Regions from separate parts of the Homo sapiens genome. Here region 2 is linked to region 1. A link is an interaction called in ENCODE POLR2A ChIA-PET data of the cell type or tissue named here. Cell type or tissue: OCI-LY7. All regions are shown on one strand. Links, peaks and the distances in the headings refer to the core of each region. The heading gives the core; the rest is flanking DNA.

Evidence for each region. Peaks named below come from ENCODE experiments on the same cell type or tissue, not always from the same donor. Only the 100,000 strongest peaks of a DNase experiment are listed, where the experiment ranks them.
Region 2: POLR2A ChIA-PET joins it to region 1 with 5 read pairs; 1 of 35 experiments calls an interaction of 5 or more read pairs at or near these places.

What each region holds. Positions count from the first base shown.
Region 1 is chrX:130,020,536-130,027,752 of GRCh38, reverse strand. BCORL1 (BCL6 corepressor like 1) reads right to left here. Exons shown (of 14, transcript NM_001379451.1): 5 at 6,603-6,768; 6 at 4,776-4,856; 7 at 2,374-2,763. LOC124905216 (a long non-coding RNA gene) reads left to right here and starts at 3,655. Exons shown (of 2, transcript XR_007068333.1): 1 at 3,655-3,797; 2 at 4,738-4,855. RefSeq lists enhancers at 2,072-2,571, 3,672-3,721. In OCI-LY7, for the core only: CTCF peaks have their summits at 2,036 and 2,242 (motif pointing left); a DNase peak (open chromatin) is centred at 3,422; H3K4me3 peaks cover 677 bases.
Region 2 is chrX:130,327,120-130,334,336 of GRCh38, reverse strand. It overlaps the pseudogene LOC112268303. Among named protein-coding and RNA genes, the nearest start is that of SLC25A14, 9.2 kb to the left of the region's middle. In OCI-LY7, for the core only: CTCF peaks have their summits at 3,334 and 3,534 (motif pointing left); a DNase peak (open chromatin) is centred at 3,496.

The DNA of each region.
Region 1 (7,217 bases), core at 688-5,687:
TGGGGAGAATATAATCTACATCACAAGAGTGGTATGAGAATTAAATAAGATAATACATGCAAAACCCCTTTCAAAAAGTGTTATAACAAGTAAGACATCATTATTGTGTTATTTAAGCACAAGCTCTTGAGGTGGAGCCATGCCCGTGTGTTTTCCTCCCCAAAGGAATGAACACCATGCCTAGCAATTAGTGAAATGAAGGGACTGAGATTGAAGAGTTCTCAACTCGCCTCTCTCAACCCTGACACGGGCTCTCACATGTGACATTGACAAAGGCAGATCCAGATGTGGAAGCCATCATTTCAGCACAAGGAGTTGGCTGCAGCTTATGCACAGTTCCTGGAAGGCCAGCTGTCATGCCATCCCTTTCTCCCAGCTAGCCTCAGCCCGCTAGTGGGGCCCCATAGCCTGTCCAGGAATTGCTGTACTACATGGTCTCTAATAGCACTTCCAGTCAGAATGTTCTAAACTCCAGCTTTTGATGCGACACATTTGGGCTGAGGCAAAAGAGGAAGGAACAGAACCATGCCTTGTGAGGACCCCAGGAAACATGAAGAAGTCATATTACAGTGTTCAATGCTACAGGCAAAGAAACAGCCCCCCACCTTGTTTACCCAGGGCAGGGCAGGCTCGGGTGTTTATTCAATTGCAGAGAAGTGAAGGCTTTATAGTAGCCCACAAAGGACTAGAGAGCGGAGGTGGCAGGTGTGTGAGTGGAAGTGGCTCTGCCTACCTGCTCCGCAGGTCAAGAAGGGAGATAACCAAAACCAGGATGAAAAGAAAAGTCAGGAGGCTCAGACAGAAGCAGGGTAACCTGCCTCATTTGGCCTTTGCCAAATTCCTGCACGAAGATGCCATCATCAGATCTGGAGGAAAGTAACCAGACCATGTGCCAAATCCAGCTGCCTCAATGCAAAACCCTTAGACACATCCACAGAGGAAGAATGACCTACTTTCCAACAACTGGAGCTGCCCCCAAATCAAGTAGGATGCCTTGATTGGTGGTGTTCTCTGCGTTACTGGAGGTGTGTTCATGAAAAGGCTGGCTGGCTACCTGTCAAGAATGCTGTGGAGATCTCTATCTTTGCATTGGGTGGCAAACTGGACCAGGCAACCTCGAAGGTCCTTCTGGTTCCAAGCGCCAATATGTTCCACAGGAAGCTTCCATGCTAGGAAACCAGGTGCCATTAGAGAAGATTAGGTGATACACAAAAGCTCCTCTTCATCCTAACACAAGTGGCTGAGGCCAACAGCTTGACAACTCATTCCTGACCAATCTATTATTGCTCTAGCAGAAGAAAGAGAATTGTTCCCACTCTGTCACATAGTTGATGAAAATTAGCTCAATTACTCTCTTGAGCGTAGAGATGGGTATCATATACACCTCCACTTAAACAGAGCCGGAAATGAGGTTAAGCCGTCTTTGCATTATAGCAAACCTGGACTCTACTACCCACTCAATATGAGGTTATTCAGTTTTAGCTAATAAGGAGACAGCGGATGTTTACCGGCAGCTCAGGATGAATACATCATAGGAGGCAATCAATTGCTGCTTCCAGGGTAGAGGTCAGAGAATGAGAGTGAGAGACAGAGGTGTTCTTATAAAACCCAAAGATGTGCTTTTTGCTCATTTAGAAATCCACTATAGGAATGGGCCTGAACAGTACTCAGTGGAACATACTGATATTAGCATCTTGTGACAGTCTGTGCCTCCGGAATGGTATATCACAGCATTTGATGTGGTCAGAGAAAGCCTGGTTTTCTCTTTGGGCTGCCTGCCTTCTCAACTCAGGTCCAACAAAAATGATGCTACTTTGGGTCACCTCAAAGCTTCACTCCGCCTCTGAATAATCACTGTGGCTTTAACGGATAAAGCAATGCTGTGCCCGTTTCTACTTGAAGTTCTTCTGTTGGTTTGAAGAACCCACTGTACTTCTTTTTAGCTTAGAGGCTGCAAGTATCCCAGGAAAGGCAGCCGATGCCCTCTGTCTTCTTGAACCCAAGATTCTAGGAGAGAGAACCCGTCCTCCCAAAAGACTCGACTCCCTCAAGCCAACCAGAGAACTCCCTGGTATCCAGTTGTCCCATGCCAAGGATGTCACCGTGGCCTTGCCCACAGGTTCAGACTTCTATAAGAAACCGGAGGGCTTGGGCCTTCATGTCCTCCGCTCACCTGCAGGCCAATCCGAACTCATTCAATGTCAACCCAAAGCCAAAGGCTCGGAGCTGGAGTTGAGTGACCCCCTCTGGCAGCTGGAGATCATAGCACCGGGTTTCTCTGGGTCCCGAAGCCTTTGGCTGGCGTAGAGATGCCCGAGGGTTCCCAGAAGCCAAACGGGCCGCGGCGACAGCAGAGCCCCTGGCCAGCCTTACCTGCTCTCCCTTTCCGCCGCTGCTCGTCTTCTTGCTCTGTCAGGTACTCCCCAGTCTGATATTTTCGGCTCTTCTGCCGTCTTCGTTTCTTCCTCTTCAGCAGGCCCTCCTCCTCTTCTTCCTCCTCCTCCTCATTGGTGTCCCACATTTGCCGGGCAGCCTCTGTCCTCCAGGGCATTTCTCGGGCTCGCCACAGGTGCCTTCGGCCCTGGCTCAGCAGAGACTTGTCCTGGGCATGGTGGCTGCGATACTGGGTGTCCCGTTGGGTCTTTCTCACCTTTCGACGCTTAGCTGGGGTGGGGGTTACCTCCTCTTCTTCTTCTGTGGGGAAGACTTCCTGGCTTCCCATGTCACTGTCTGCCATGCCAGCAAAGGAGCTACAGATGCTTCCTGTGGATGGGATGTACAGAGGATGGTCAGGTACTTCTTCAAAGGACAAAGCATGGTGTCGAAGTGAATGCCCTGGACTAGGAGTTTGAAGGTCTGGGTTCAAGTTCAGGCTCTGCCAGTTATTAGCTGTACCGTTCGGGAAAGTTCCTTCAGTGCAGTCTCCTCATCTATAAAATGGGGATACTGTTCTCCCCTTACTGACCTCACAGGGCTGTTTTGAGGCTCAAATAAGATTTTTCACGCATATGTGCTTTACAGAGTCCAATATACCAGACAACATCAAGTATTAAAAACACACACCCTTACTCATCCACGTTACAGTGTCACCTGAATCCACACCCAAAACTCTTGCTTAGCTCTTATAAAGTGCCAAGTATTTTGTGAAGGGCAGGAGAGGGCCACGGGTCCCTGGGAAATCAGGGGCTAGGAGAGGGCAATTGGGGTCTCAGACAGGGCAAGGGAGGATATACTCCTTTTGTGGCACCACCAATCTTGGGGACAGAGCCACCCCGGCCAAGCAGAATCATCACAAGAGAAGAGTCTCAAGAAAAGCGAAGCAAGAAGGAGTCCCTTTCCTGTGATCTGTGACAGAGCCTGGTTGGGTCACGCCCAAATGCACCCAGGCACGCCCACTTCCCTTAAATTGACCCCACCTCCTCCCGACTTGCCAAGAGTTCAGGGGTGGAGCTTCCTCCCAGGCACCTCCCTCCACCCGGTTGTAGCTGTTCCTCACCGCTGGGCAAGCGCTTCCCCCTCCTCCCCCACCACCCCAGGATGGATTGGTACCTTTCCTGCCTTCCTCAGCCACCTTGCCAAGAGGCCATTTTCTCTCTCCACTCTTTCCTTCAACTCTGCTAACAACGAAAGTACATCCTAAATTGGCCTGGTTTCACACTACAGGAGATTTGACACCTTCCTCCTCGGAAGCAGCTGTGAGACACCACCATCTTTCTCCCAAGGCCCAGCTATTAACTCAACAGTCCCCAGACCCAAGCGAAGTCAGCAGAAGAAAGAAATGGTTCGAGGCAAATAGAGTAAGTAGCCCTTGACCAAAGCTTCAAGTTAGTCACACTGCTAAAAGACAGCAAATAACAGCACATTTTCCATTATATAGACTAGGCAAAACAAAGTGTTCTGGTTAATCTAATATTCTGGTTAATACAGAATCATCATAGAGATCACAAAGGGATCACCAATTTCCAAAGAATCAAATACAGTACAATGTGTTTAACACTAAAATGGGACTGGCTGTAATGTAATTGCTCTTTGATAATTCAGAGGACACTTCAGGATTTTGTAAGGCCTCCAGGCCATCATTATGAGCCCCAATTACCACCTCGCTTGCCATGTGCTAAGGTGCCGGTTACTAGAATGTCAGATAACTGAGTTTACACTATACCTTGCTTCCCCATTCTATCCAATTTGCATGGAAATTGGGTGAACTGGGACAACTATCTCCAGCCCTGGATACCAGTGTGGAGGCTAGCAGAAGGTAGTGGTGGCTAGAAAGGGCTAGCTTTTTTTAGTCCCTAGAGGTTGACCAACACAAATTCAGGGAGCCAAATGTGATTCTGCCAGCCCTGACGATTCAATGACTTTTCCAACTTTGAGGCTGCCTGTCACATAGGGCAATAAGACCAAGGTAGAAAGTTAAATGTCTGTGCCTGAGATTAGCCCCAGTAATGACGAGGTGCCAAAGCTTGGAGTTGAACCAGCTTTCCCGAGTGGCACAGGCCTTACCTCTTTCCACCATCAGCTCCCAACAAGAGATGTCAAATCCCTGCTCTGAAAAGTTGAACAAATAATCCTCAAACAGTGGGCAATATTTGAGGACTATTTGTCCCCTGCCCCCACCCAGGGCTCTCTTATCTCTGCAAGGAGCTGGGCATTGTGGCACAGTGAATCAAATTCCCAACTCGACACCTGGGCCCATGGTAAAACTGCTCAACCAGATTTCGATCTCTCTTTTCATAGAAGATGCTGAGAGGGGCCATCACCTTAGTCTCACTCACCAGACTGACTGCGCGTGCGGGTGCTCAGAACCACAGGAATAAAGTCACGGAAACTGCTCTTTGCTTTCTTTTCCAAGGAACCTGGAGTGATGTGTGGTTTGGGGACAGAAGGCAGAAATGTTACAATCAAAGCTTAAAGACCAGAAAGCCCACCTGTGAGGCTCGGGGGAAAGATTGAGAAAGAGTTTGTGTTTACCCTGTGGTTAATCTGGGTTACATTTATTCACTCCCCTTACGTGGCCATCACATATGTGTCTCTTGTAGACAATGAGTGTTTCCAGGTGGTTTTTAAAAACTGAGAGTTTGGTCGCTTTTGCTGATACCAGAAAAGGCAGTGCACAGTATCAATGTGATGGTGTGCCAGAAAGTAGGAAAGTAGGAGGCCCCACTGCCCATAGGACTCTGAGGCTGCTGCACCTCAACAAAGTTCTGCTGGGCATGGTGGCTCACGCCTGTAATCCCAGCACTTTGGGAGGCCGAGGTGGGTGGATCACCTGAGGTCAGGAGATCGAGCCCAGCATGGCCAACATGGTGAAACCCCGACTCTACTAAAAATACAAAAATTCGCCGGGCGTGGTGGCACTCACCTGTAGTCCCAGATACTTGGGAGGCTGAGGAAGGAGAATCACTTGAACCTGGGATGCAGAGTTTGCAGTGAGCCAAGATTGTGCCACTGCACTCCAGCCTGGGTGACAGAGTGAGACTCCATCTCAAAAAAAAAAAAAAAAAAAAAAAAAAAAAGAAAGAAAGAAAGAAAATAAACAAAGTTCTAACTGAGCTGGAGCAGGTCCCAGAGGAGGGCAACCTCAGTGAATCTTGGAGGATTGAGTGAGGTGGGAAGATAGGAACAAGGAGCCAGTGAACAGAGAAAAAACGGCTAAGAACAGATGAGGCCGGACGCAGTGGCTGACGCCTGTAATCCCAACACTTTGGGAGGCTGAGGCAGGGAGATGGCTTGAGCCCAGGAGTTCAAGACCAGCCTGGGAAACATGGTGAAACCCCATCTCTTCAAAACTACAAACATTAGCCAGGTGTAATGGCACATGCCTGTGGTCCCAGCTACTCGGGAGGCTGAGGTAGGAGGATCACTTGAGCTCAGGAGGTTGAGGCTGCAGTGAACCGATATTGTGCCACTGAACTCCCTCTAGCCTGGGAAGCAAAGTGAGACTCTGTCTCAAAAAAAAAAAGAACAGACCAGAAGAGGCAGGTCATAGTCACGTCAGGTGGGCAAGACCATGAACCTGGACTCCTATGCTCAGGAATGCTGGGGATTCTCTCCCTGATAAGGGTGCCCAGAAACTATTAGTGGCAAAACGGACAGGTTAGGGACACATACCAGCCCCGTCATCCCAGATATCCTGTGTGTCCCTAAATGATAATAAACGTTTAAGATTTCTCTAAACTCTCCTAGCTAACTAGCTATTTATTTTTGTCCTTTCAGAATAGCAGTTTTCCAGTATACCCAAAGAAGACAGCGTAATGAACCCCCATTCCGTGGTTTTTGTCTAAATTCTCCTTAAACTTGTTTCTTTGAGCCTAGACCCATCGCGGGGAAATGGGTCGGCTACTGTGTTGTGGGCCTGGTGTTTGTGTCGGAAAACCACTTCCTTCAGCCTTATTCTAGCACCCAGGAGGAGCAGAAGGGGCCCCCGATCCTTGCTCGCTCACCTTAGACTTCAGAGGGGTCAATCATATCTTCTTTCCACAGTGAAGAAGTCTCACTTTTCCAGAGTGAAGGAGTCAGCGCCTGAGCCCCTCTGCCCTCACCACTGTGCCCTGGGGATCCCTCTGCAGCCCAGCCCAGAGGGCCAGGGCCGCGGGGCCTACCTTCCTCGTGGCTGTCGGCTCGTTTTCCTGGAGACTGGGACTCCGGCTTTGTCGGCTTCCGGTGCTTGTGCTTTCCCCTGACTCCATTGTGCTCTTTTCCTGAATCTGAAGCCCCCCTGGGGCTTTTCTTGGTGGATTCCTGGGGGTCACTGGGCAGCTTCCGGCACTGTGGAGAGGTAGAGGGTCAGGTCTGAGGTCAGTTTTGCTTCTTAAGAAAGCTCTCCAGGGGTTGAGCCATGTGTCCCGTTTCTGACCTAGAGGCATGAGCTGCCCAGAGTGGGGGACCAGGGGCAAGGGGCCGTGCACTGCCTTCCAGAGTGGGTGACAGGGGCTCTTTTGGACTGAGTCCAGGGCCCCAGCTAATCCCCATAGGCGTCCACATCCCATCACTTTAAAGAGGTCTACAGAGTCTGCGTTCAAAAGCCAGTGAATAAACACCCAAAGTCATTTTAAAAGGTGCAAAGTCAGGCCCCATACTCTCTGTACCCAAACACCAATGGAGAGACCGGCATTAAACAAAATGCCTCTTCTGCAAGTTGGGAGACTACATTGTTCAAATAACTTCACTGTGAATGGTATTGCACCAACAACTGAAAATAATTCTCAGTACAGGCC
Region 2 (7,217 bases), core at 903-5,902, 310 kb before region 1:
CCTATGATCCTGGCACTGTGCTAAGCACTTCATGCAAATTATCTCACGTAAGCCCAGCAGTCTATGAGATAGAGGGTAATTTTGGCTCCTTTTGTTATCGTTGTTGTTGTTTTTTTTTTAATTTTTCATTTTTTTGAGACAGAGTATCACTCCATCACCCAGGCTGGAGCCCAGTGGCGTGATCTCAGCTCACTGTAACTTCCACCTCCCAGGTTCAAGCGATTCTCCTGCCTCAGCCTCCTGAGTAGCTGGGATTACAAGCGTGTGCCACCATGTCAGGCTAATTTTTGTATTTTTAGTAGAGACAGGGTTTCACAATGTTGGCCAGGCTGGTCTCGAACTCCTGACCTCAGGTGATCCATCTGCCTTGGTCTCCTAAAGTGCTGGGATTACAGGCATGAGCCACCACACCTTGCCCATTGTTGTTTCACTATAGAAAAATGTACATTACAGCCAGGAGCAGTGGCTCATACCTGTAATCCCAGCACTTTGGGAGGCCGAGGCAAGTGGATCACTTAAGGTCAGGAGTTCAAGACCAGCCTGACCAACATGGTGAAACCCCATCTTTACTAAAACTACAAAATTAGCCAGGAATGGTGGTGCATGTCTGTAGTTGCAGCTACTCAGAAGGCTGAGGCAGGAGAATCACTCGAACCTGGGAGGCGGAGGTTGCAGTGATCTGAGATCGTGCCACTGCACTCCAATCTGGGCAACAGAGTGAGACCCTGTCTCAAAAAAAAAAAAAAAAAGGACATTACATAAAATTTACCATTTTAACCATTTTTAAGCATACAATTCTATGGCATTAAGTACATTCCCAATGTTGTGCAACCATCACCATTATCTATTTCCAGAAATGTTTCATTTTCCCAAACAGAAGCCTATTAATCACTTCCCCTCTCCCCTCTCCCAGCCCTTGGTCACTACTATTCTACTTTCTCTATGAATTTGCCTATTCTTGGTACCTCATTTAAGTGAAATCATACAACATTTGTCCGTTCGTGTCTGGCCTATTTCGATTAACATAATGTTTTCAAGGTTCATCTACGTTGTGCCCTGTATCAGAATCTCCTTATTAAGGCTGAGTCATATTCCATTATATGTACAGAGCACGTTTTGTTTATCTACTCTTTCTATAGATAATATTTGGGTTGTTTCCACATTTTGGCTACTATACATGTTATGAACACTGGTGTACAAGAATCTGTTTGAGTCTTTGCTTTCGATTTTTAGGGGTATATACCTAGGAGAGCAATTGCTGGATCATATGGTAATTCTATGTTCAACTGTTTAAAGAACTGCCAAACTGTTTTCCAGAGTGGCAGCATTGTTTCATCACAGCCTTTTAAAAATATAGCAGTTTTTGTGGCTACTTTTCTGATCAGAAAAAATGTTTAAACATTCTGTTTTATGAAAACTGAAATATAGACAACTTTTTTCCTTTATTGGAAATATTTATTTAACAAAAAAAAAACAGAATAAAAAGAATGGTCCTAAGAAACTAATGGTCTATTAATTTTTAGTGGCAATCCATATTTCTAGTGATGCTTTTAGAAAACAATGTAACAAAACATTTAAAAGTCATGCTAATATTACTAATATTTACACCTTGCATCTCAATTGGGTAAGTATCCAATTTGATGCATATCCTAGTAAATTTTTAGGTACCAAACAAAAATTGAACTGATATTCATAACATAATGGTTTATTTATCTATTTTTCCTGGCTATCATGTGCCTTATATTTTCATAATGAAAAAGGGTACCAATTGTTTAAATGTCTTTAAAAACTACCCATCTACCTATATAGCAAGTTTTAACATGATTCTTCGAGTCATCCCTTACCCAAAAAATTCATCTGATTCTCTACCCTGTAATGTATACTTCATATAAACGTCTATAATCCTTTATTCATCACCTTCTATAACGTTATCGGTAGCCTCACTGGTGTTTTCTTCTTTAAATCTGCTACTCTAAAACAAAGTTCAGCCATTTTTTTCTTTTAAATGGCAAGACATTAAATATTCTAGGCTGTACCTGTCATTCGATCAGTCACAACTACTCAAAGTTGCCACTGTAGCACCAATGCAACCACAGATCACATGTAATAAGTGAACATGGTTGTGTTCCAATAAAATTTCAGGCCAGATATGTTACCAACCGCTGCTCTAAAGAAATCCTAAACTAGTATTGTTTAGGTAGAACTAGCAGTTGAGACTAGAATAAAATAGGATATAATTAAATATCAGAAAATTAAATGGTCCTACTTGCAGACCATAATGTATGATTTAAATATTATACTTAGAAATTTACAAGAATGTGTGAACTGAACTGATAAGCTAAAGAATTTCTAGGTTAAAAAAAATCAAACGTACCCACCTATTCAATGAAAAATTGTCTTACTCTTGGGGAAGAGCTTGGGACAATGATCAGATTCCACCATCTGCTTGCAACCAAGCCCATGCAATTACTAGAAAATGTTGGATACTGGCCAGGTGCAGTGGATCACGCCTGTAATCCCAGCACTTTGGGAGGCCAAGGCAGGCAGATCACCTGAGGTCAGGAGTTCAATACCAGCCTCGGCAACATGACAAAACTCCATATCTACTAAAAGTACAAAAATTAGCTAGGCATGGTGGCATGCACCTGTAATCCCAGCTACTTGGGAGGCTGAGGCAGGAGAATCACTTGAACCCAGGAGGCGGAGGCTGAGGTGAGTCGAGATCAAGCCACTGTACTCCAGCCTGGGTGACTGAGTGAGACCCTGTCTCAAAACAAAAAAAACAAAAAACAAACAAACAAACAAAAAAAACTGAAAATGTTGGGTATAAATGATTCAACAAAGGAGAATTTCTCAGAAATTTCCTGTTTGTCTCCTTGGATTTAAACTCAAAATGGTGGCATAAATTGGCCTAATTAATTCAAGTTGAGGGGTAATATTGCAAAAAGACATAAAGAAAAGCTAGAAGAGAATTTATCAATAAACCGCCTTCCTCTCTGCTCTTATTTTATAAAAAGTAAATAGTAAACCCTCAGAAATGAGAGCATTCTAATCTTAAAGTCGAAAAAAAGAAAAATCCCAAAGGAAAAAAAAAAAGTAATAAATCAAAATCAACCTTGTAATAGCCTTTTCCTAAAAAATGAAAGCAGCAAACATAAAAAGACAGACTAAATGAATCTACATCACATTGAAAAATTACAGATTACATCTTTATTACATTGACTGGTTTTTCCTTGGAATCAGATTCCTTGCTGTTCCAATACGGCTTTAACCACTTCTTGATGTCTCAGTTAAGAATGCTTGTCTCAGTTCAGCCTGGAAATTCACCACAGGTGCTTGCTGCTGCTGAGAAGCCTCGGGTATAACTGACATTCTTGGTTCTCAGGAGGTGGTCCTTTTGCGTTTAACTTGGACTTCCACCTCTGGCACGTGCTGGTCTGTAGTCCGTCTCAGGTGTTAGTGATCCCTTGCTCTCTCCAGCACGCCACTGACAGCTCCTCGGGCATCAGAGACCTCTAGCGGCCAGCCGCTCTGCTCTGCCAACAAAGATTTAAACACACACAACACACACACACACACACACACAAAATCCCATTGCCCAGTGAAACACACGTTAATGCAATCTTTCTGGGATTTCTTTTTATGACAATTGTTTCTTCAAATAAAAGTTTTGTTTGTTCCCATGGAATTCTAAACATGCTTTTAAAGGAATAATATTTTAGAAATGTACTTACTTTGAAATACACAATTTTCCAAATAATATGCAGCCGTCAGAAATTATGCTTATGGGAGCTATGTAATAATAATTAATAAAACCTACCATCTATAGACTGCCTACTATATTCCAGAGACTTTACGTACAACAACTCTAATCCTTACAACAACCCTATGTAGCCTTTAGCATTTGACAGAACAGGTTTCGCCAGCTGTGTGGTCTTGCATAAGTATCCAATCACCCTGTCTTCAAGTTTCCTCACCTGTGAAAACAAGGATCTACCAGACCTATCTCTGGACTTACTGAGCATTCAAATGAGCTGATTCACATAAGGCACCTGGAACAGAGCCTGACACATCATAAGCACTCAATACCTGTCTATTATCACCAAAAAGGGGCGTGCCTTAAAATTTAAACATGACAGAATAAAATCAAACCATGACAAGTACCAGAAGAAGATGTAGGTGAACAGTATTATTATAACCCTGGGGTGAGCAAGACCTTTCTAAGCACACTACAAAAGGTAGAGACAGTAAAAGCAAAGGATTAATAAAACTGACCACTCAATGAAAAATCACTTCTGAACAGCAGAAAACACCACCAAGTTAGACGAAAAGCAATAAATTGGAGGAAAAAAAAAAAGGCAGGGCACGGTGGCTCACGCCTGTAATCCTAGCACTTTGGGAGGCTGAGGCAGGCAGATCAACTGAGGTCAGGAGTTCGAGACCAGTCTGGCCAACATGGCAAAACCCCGTCTCTACTAAAAATACAAAAATTAGCTGTGCATGGTGGCACACACCTGTAATCCCAGCTACTCGGGAGGAAGGGAAGGAGAATCACTTGAACCCGGGAGGCGGAGGTTCCAGTGAGCTGAGATCACACCACTGCACTCCAGCCTGGGCGACAGAGCAAGACTCTGTCTCAAAAAAAAAAAAAAAAAAAAAAGATTACATATTTGATGGACAAAAGGCTATTGTCTTTAATATACAGTGAGCTTTACAAGTTAAAAGAAACTTGTAAGTTTTTTTTAAAAAGAAACTTGTAAAGCTCACAGTACATTAAAGGGGAGGGGAGGGCAGTGAGAGATGAGATCAGGGAGGTACCAGGGGTGGGGAGATCAGATGGGGCTCTGTGTATCATGCTAAGGACTTTGGATTCTAAGTGTACAAACACTCAAAGATATTTTCCTTTAAAAATAGGCAAAGAACATAAACAGCAGAGCAGGACCGTTTGATGTGGCCATTTTATCCACAGGGACATTTTGATAAGCCCTGCTGACACAGCTATCCCTAACCTCCAGTCTAGTAGACTTTTCACTTTCTACTTTATTCCTTTCTGCATCATTTAAATTTTCTTCTATAAATGTGTGACTTGTCATCAGGGAAAAAGAAAGAAAGAAAAAACTTATTAGACAAGGTTAGCCTCTAAGAGGAAACCAAATCATCTTTATAAAATAAATTTTATGGTATTAAATATAACATTTGAAACTTAAGTCCTGAGAGAAAAGTTAAGAATTTAGTTGAGCATTTCCTCTATAGCCTAGAGCTGAAAATAAAATATCTTACTGTGTTCCAAATACCCTCCTTCTTCCCCTCCACCTACTGTCTATCTATATCTAATTCATTCATTCATTAGGCTCTTACTGAGCCCCAGCTTTGTGCCAGGCATGGTGCTAGGCTTCAGGACCTCCCAGCGAACCAGAAACAGTCCCTGCCCCCATGGTGCAGACAGTCTCATTGGGAGTTGGAGGAGGAGCAGGTAAAAAATAATTAAATATTCAGGTTAACGATATATTGTCAGGTGTGAGGAAAGGGCGCAGAGAATGGCAGGGGCAGCTGTTTTAGCTACAGTGGCCAGGAGGCCTCCAATGGAGTGATCTTTGAGCAGAGGCATGCAGGAGATGAGGGGACAGTGATGAGGATTTCTAAGAACACTCCAGGCAAAGACCTGAAGCAGGCAGGGGCCTGGTGTGTGTTCGCCAGCATGGCTGGAGCAGAGCCATGAAGGGGGAAGGCAGTGGGAGATGAAGGCAGGGAGTCCCCCGGGGGTGGGGAGATCAGGTGGGGCTCTGTGTATTATGCTAAGGACTTTGGATTCTGTTCCAAGAGCTGGAAAGGTTGACGTGATCGGGGGAAAGCAAGCCCACACAAAGCAGAGGTGTCCAGTCTTTATATTTTTAAATGAAAAAAAAAGAGTAACTTCCATTAAAACAAGTGACTCCTGGTTTTGTGTAATAGTAGACCAAATGGTGCCCAATCCCTAACCATCCCTTACTCCCATATCTAACCTGTACCTCAGAGTGGCAGTGGTTAGCAATAGAGAATTCTTCTGTTTGGTTGTTGTGAAGAAGGAGTTAACACAGTATGTTTGGTGGCTTACTCCTTGCATGTCTCCAAGCCACCCCTTGGGAATGTAGCCTTCAGCATGTTCTTTAGGTCACTGATGGATTGACTGTTTTGTTCTGTACACCTGGAGTAACGCACCATGCCATGGCATCTTGTTAGGGTTGCTTTGCCCAAACATCAAGATTGATGTATGTGAACCTGGTTTCGTTGTTGGAGTCCTGACCACAATCAGTGGCACAGTCTCGGCTCACTGCAACCTCTGCCTCCTGGGCTCAAGTGATTCTCCTGCCTCAGCCTCCCGAGCATCTAGGATTACAGGGACATGCCAACACGCCTGGCTAATTTTTGTATTTTTAACAGAGACAGGGTTTCACCATGTTGGCCGGGCTGGTCTCGAACCCCTGACCTCAAGTGATCTGCCAGCCTCGGCCTCCCAAAGTGCTGGGATTACAGGCATGAGCCACCGCGCCCAGCCTCCTGAGTTTCAATTGCCATGGCCAGTTGTGCATATATGACTAAGCATTCCATCAGAGCCTCAGACCTTGAGACTTGAAACAGCCTTCACTGGGCACAGATATTCCACACATGTCCCTGAAGTTCACTGCTACAAGAAATTGAAAGGGGAACTATAAAGTATTGTAAACTAAAAGAAAAATGAAAAAGCAACATAATTAAAGCTGTGGGATGCAGCTCAAGCAGTACTCAGAAGAGTATTCAAATCACTAAATCCCTATATTAGAAAAGCTGAAAGCCCGCAAATCAATGACCTCAGCTTTGCTCTTAAGAAACAAACAAAAAACGAAACAAAAAAAAAATAACAAATTTAACTTAAAGTAAGCAGAAGAAAGGAAATAATAATGGTAAGGGGAAAAAATCAATAAAATAGGAAATAGGAAAAAACAGAGATAAAGCAATTAAATCAAAAGTTGGTTCTTTGAAAAGACCAATAAAATGTAAAAATCTGTATCCAGAATGATCAGGAGAAAGAAAGAAGATGCAAATTACCAATATCAGAAATAAGAAAGGAGATATCACCATGGATCCTCCAGACATCAAAAGGATAATAAGGGAATATTATAAACAATAAATAAAAAAGAAAAAATAGATAAATTAAACTTTATCAATTTTTTTAAATGGACCTCAAAGGACACTACCAA